2 separate regions of the Homo sapiens genome follow, and region 1 is linked to region 2. The links are chromatin contacts, found by Hi-C or POLR2A ChIA-PET in ENCODE. All regions are on one chromosome and are shown on one strand. The core of a region is the stretch at or near the end of the contact, and the rest is flanking DNA. Distances in the headings are between cores, read along the strand shown. Region 1 has its middle 340 kb from the start of OSTF1. Region 2 has its middle 180 kb from the start of OSTF1.

Region 1 (2,700 bases), core at 45-2,544, 160 kb before region 2:
TGGAGATTAGTAAATACTAAAGACTTCCTTCCCCCAGACTCCTTTCATCTCCCCCAGCTATGACATGGGAAGGAGGAAGAAAATCAGATGCTTAAAAAGACAAAACGATAAAGGCAATTGGTTATTTTGTATTTCTCTCTTCTAAGAGTGTTGAAATTTTAATATCTTGTTTTGTTCAAGCATCACTGTCCCATGTCCTCCTTGAGGTTCAGAAGGTAAAATGGCCCTCTCAAGTCCTTGTGGGGCTGTCATGCATCCTGAAGCCCCTGCCCTGGCTTCACAGAGTGCTCCCTGGATGTCCACCCCAGAGCTACTCAGTCTCACCTCCTAGAGTTAAGGAGGACAAACATTGTCTCCTCACTTTGCCAACAGGTTCTTAGAAGCTCAGAATATGAACCTGTAAGTCTACTGCTCCTTACAATTAGCCCCAAGCATTTGGAAAGGGGAGGAAGATGAGAGGATCCAAACTTTTATGATTCAGAAGCCTAAGTAAGTGATAAGTGCAAAAGTCCTAAAAGAATGTTTTCTGTCTCTGTCAATGGAACAGATTTTGTAGAGTTCTGAAAAGGACCTTGGGCTACCCAAAGTCCAAATTAAACAGAGTAAAACAAAATAAAACAGAAAGAAACAGAGAAGTTCTGTGACTTGACCAAGGTCATATAACAAGTGAGAGTAGCATCACTGACCTTTTTAAGTCAACAAGTCTATGCTCTTCTCAAATGACAAAACTAGTCTGGCCAACATGCAGAACACAATGTTCCTTTCTGAACAATTTGTACTTGGAAAATGAGACCATCTTTAGAAATTCTCACTGCTCTCCTGAGACCAAACACTGCAACACTGATTTGAAAATGCTTACATTTTAGAAACAACTGCAAAATAGAATCATTCATTATGCCCCTCAGCAGCAAAGACTATCCCTGCCTTGCCACACTTGCAATTGATATTTTATTTGTGAGAAGGCATTCTTTCTCCCATTGCCAGCCAATGTTATTTGTAGCCTAATAAATTATTCACAAAATAACCCCACTTATTTGTCTTTCAGATATTTCTTTCCTAGGAGACTCAATATATTTAGTGATAGCAACACAAGTATGCCCAATAAGACAGGGCAATTTGCAACCTAATAGAAAAAGGTATGTTAACAATACAATATGGTTTCTGTATGAAGAACAAAAGAATTTCCTCTGAACATACTGGCACTGAGACATGCGAGGGAGAGCAGCAAGACACAGCTACTCATGTGGTTGACAAGAGCAATTTCCCAGCAAAAGCTGAGGGCACAGGTCACAACCCATGACCAGGAATGGTGAAAGACAAGCCATAACTGGCAATAAGAACATGTCCTGCTTCCCCAATCCAATCTGTCTGCCAGATAATCAGCCATTCTATAATTTGTTGTATTTCTTATGGAAAATAAAAAGAAACAGATCAAAAAATAATAACTTGAACTATTGGGCAAAAGGAAAAATCAAGCAAATGCTAATGCAGACCCATGTAAATGGGTCTGCTCCCTACTTTCAAGAAAAAATTAACATCACATGTCTTTCATTTTCCCTAAATAAATCTGTCTTGAGTCCCCCTTGCCAAATTAGTAGAATGGCTGGTACCCTCCCCCTTGTTACCGTTTTGAAAACATTTAAAAGGCCTAGGAGTTTAGAGCTCCAAAAAAAAAAAAAAGAGAGTTGGGCTGATTCTGACATCCACATCTGGAAAAGACAGACCCTGGTGTCTGATCTGCCCACAGCTACCCCTGCTCTCCCTGCCACATGGTGGTGGTCCTCCATCATCACCCAGGCTTGCGGCCCATCCAAGTCCCTACAGAGTCCACTCCAGATCTCCATGGAAAAGTGATCTTATTCCCTCAAGAGTACCTTTGATCCACAATTCTTTGGTTCCCAGAATCATAGCCCTGAATGCTCAGCTTTTTCCTGGGCAGCCATCCCTTCAAAGATAACACCCACTTCCCAGCCCCATCATAGCAGGTCGAGTTTCAGCCCATGGTGGACACAGAGCCACTGACTGTTCCTTCCCTGGGATCCACGACTTCTTTTTTCCCTAATATCTGGAAGCTTTCCTCATTAATCCCTGAAACAAAATGAACCTTACTACACACTTTTGGTGCTCAAGAGGGCTACCCCTCCACCATCTAGGAGTGCTACCTAACTGCCTCTAGAGGATCCATGAGCTTCAAAACACAAGCAGTCTGATTTTACATTTTTGCCAGCCACCTCCTTGGGGTATACCCTGATGATTTGTGTTGGGAAGTGGGAAGGAAACTCACTCCCTCCTTCTTCAGAGAAGAGCCAACATAAGCATGCCAAAGATGATTTAATCTCCTTTGAATGAGCAAGATGAATCTTTGTCACTTATTTTGCTAAAGTAGAAAATTTGAAAATCCAAGTTCAATCAAAAGTGGAACATTCTGCTCTGAATTAGTTAGACTAAGAGCTAGAACACCTCCACACACATAAACAAGCAATCACTTAGAATGATATTTGCAAATATTGTGTGACCCTGCAAATAGTTACTCTCTCCAATGTGCATTATTACTACTTGCTTTCTGAATTTTGTGGAAATTGAGTGTTTTGTGTAAATCAGTAGGAAAGACAGAATTTAAAACTTAACTTGCATATTGAAATGTGCTAGGTAAGAGACAGAAATACCATTTGACCCAGAAATCCCATTACTGGGTAGGCA
Region 2 (2,700 bases), core at 111-2,610:
TATAGATGCTCCTCAACTTACAATGGGGTTACATCCTGTTAAACCCACTGTAAATTCAAAATGCATTTAATACACCTAATCTTCTGAACATTGTTGCTTAGCCTACCCTTCCTTAAATGCACTCAGAAAGAACACTTGCATTGGCCTATAGTTGAGCAAAATCACCTGGCAACACAGTACACTACAGAGTATCGGTCGGTTACCCTCATGATGGTGTGTCTGTGGCTGACTGGGAGCTGCAGTTCACTGCCACTGCCCGGCATCATGAGAGTGTATTGCAGGGCATATCACTTGCCCAGGAAAAGATCAAAACTCAAGGTATGATTTCTACTATATGTATATCACTTTCACACCATGGTAAAGTTGAAAAATCATAAGTTGAACCATCATAAGTCAAGGCCGTCTGTACTACTTTCCCACTTTTGAAATGTGTGCGTGTGACAACACAAGAAAAAAAGTAAAGGACTGGAAATAGACATGCTAACATATAATCAGTAACAATTGCTGGGTGATGGTGGAATAAGTAAGGCTTATTTTCCTCTTTTACTCTTCTGGGTTTCTTGAATTATTTTCCTCAAAAAAATCTGCATTAATTTTATTATCAAAAAGAAAAGTATATGTTCATTTTTGGAAATTTAAAAAGCTTGGGCCACATCAGGAAAAGGCATGATGTCCAAAATCAAGGACAGAGAGGAGACACATTTGTTTCTCAACAGCCAACTGAATTACAACTTTAAAACATTCTTACAGATGTCAGATAAGACCTTGTCTTGGGCTGACCAATATCATCTTATATTATCAAAATGCTTATAGTCAGCAGTCACCAGTGCCTGGATTGGTTTCACATACTTTTATAGCCACAGTTAGAAACTTTCTGATAACATTTTAGTAAACTCTTGAGTAACTTTGGAGAGAGAATCATCATGCTTCAATTCATTATATGCAGATCAATAAAGAGAAGTAGGAATAGCACAAAATATAATCCTAGTATAGTCTACCCTGCTGTTAAGTAAAGCTGCTTTCTTTTTTCATTGCCCAAATGTATGGCTTGCACCCAACTAGTCACTGCTTGGGGCCAGAGTTAGAAAATTTTCTCTTCCTAATTTATGTTTCATTGACTTTTTATGGTGGCAGATATTGATCTCGCTTTGTGTGCCATCAGATCAAATGCTGCAACCCAATTCAGAGCCAAGATCATGACTTTCAGTGATCAGCCTTTAATGTGCAGGAAAAAATGGAGGTGGAAACATGATTTATTTTCCTTTTGCAGGCTTTTTATTATAGACACAGATGTTGGGAGCTTTCTCAGCTACAGTCAGCTGTGGAATGGGGCAGGTGAACTGCCCTGCTTTCCTGGAGTGCCACAACCATAAAACAAACTGAACATTCCAGGAATGACTCATTTGATTAGAAGAGCCAAAAACCAGCACTAAGCAAAAGCAGAAAAGAACAAAGATCATTTTTCATTAGGGTTACTGATGGTCCCTAGGCATGGTCAAAGAAATGATGGAAGAGGCCACGTGCGGTGGCTCACACCTGTAATCCCAGCACTTTGGGAGGCCAAGGCAGGTGGATCACGAGGTCAGGAGATCGAGACCATCCTGGCTAACATGGTGAAACCCTATCTCTACTAAAAATACAAAAAAATAAAAATAAAAAATTAGCCAGGCATGGCGGCACTAGTCCCAGCTACTCGGGAGGCTGAGGCAGAAGAATCACTTGAACTCAGGAAGTGGAGGTGGCAGTGAGCCGAGATCATGCCACTGCACTCCAGCCTGGGCAACAGAACAAGACTTCATCTCAAAAAAAAAAAAAAAAAAAAAAGGAAATAGAAATGATGGAAGAATGATTGTCTGTTTGTTATATAAAATTAGAGACACAGGAATATCATTAATATATTTGTTCCAGAATTGATAGCAAGAATGGCTTGACTTGGCTTAGGCCGTATCCTTTTGTTGCTTATAATCCTTTATTAGTTTCTCTGAACATTTTTTAAAGAGACTGACTTCATTAGTAGAGCAGAACCATATAAGTTAAAGTCTACACAATGCATTCCAAGAGATGGACATGATTATGTTGGGCTAGAATGCCATTATAACAGACATGAGGAAATATGTAGATTATCTCATCCCTGGAGACCTTACAGATAACTTCTTGTGGTACTGGGATTTGTGGAGTGAATTCCCATTGCCTTGTTACACCACTGTGGAAGCTAAAAAAGAGAATGGGACATTTTAGAAATTGTGCATCACTGAAGAACAGGAGTATTAAGAAGAAATTTAGGCTGGGCGCAGTGGTTCACACCTGTAATCCTAGCACTTTGGGAGGTTGTGGCAGGTGAATCACCTGAGGTCAGGAGTTTGAGACCAGCCTGGCCAACGTGGTGAAACCCTGTCTCTACTAAAAATACAAAAAGTAGCTGGGCGTGGTGGCAGGCACCTGTAATCCCAGCTACTTGCGAGGCTGAGGCAGGAGAATCATTTGAACCCGGGAGGCAGAGGTTGCTGTGAGCAGAGACCACACCATTGCACTGAGCCTGAGCAACAAGAGCAAAGCTCCATCTAAAAAATAATAATAATTTTTATAAAAGAAACAGGTTTCTTTGATTCCCATCTGGAATTGGAAAAAAAAAGATGGAGAACACAAATAATGTTGGGTTAGGAATATGTGTGTGTTTGTGTGTCTTTAAAAGCTTTAAAT

Evidence for each region. A loop is a pair of places that touch in the nucleus more often than their neighbours do. ChIA-PET counts read pairs that join two places held with the same protein, here RNA polymerase II (POLR2A). Pooled maps may share reads with other maps.
Region 1: a loop to region 2 is called in a map with no recorded cell type, with 4 times the contacts of the local background. The contact joins two enhancer-like sites. A Hi-C loop is called at or near these places in 1 of 37 single-sample maps with no recorded cell type and 3 of 50 pooled maps. POLR2A ChIA-PET finds 5 or more read pairs at or near these places in 2 of 52 experiments (PC-9 and naive thymus-derived CD4-positive, alpha-beta T cell).

The regions. Positions count from the first base shown.
Region 1 is chr9:75,431,130-75,433,829 of GRCh38, reverse strand. No RefSeq gene overlaps it. Among named protein-coding and RNA genes, the nearest start is that of OSTF1, 340 kb to the right of the region's middle. Within about 2 kb of position 1,294, at least 3 of the 41 ENCODE cell types and tissues checked have a DNase peak (open chromatin) inside an H3K27ac peak, as active enhancers do.
Region 2 is chr9:75,266,496-75,269,195 of GRCh38, reverse strand. No RefSeq gene overlaps it. Among named protein-coding and RNA genes, the nearest start is that of OSTF1, 180 kb to the right of the region's middle. Within about 2 kb of position 1,360, at least 3 of the 41 ENCODE cell types and tissues checked have a DNase peak (open chromatin) inside an H3K27ac peak, as active enhancers do.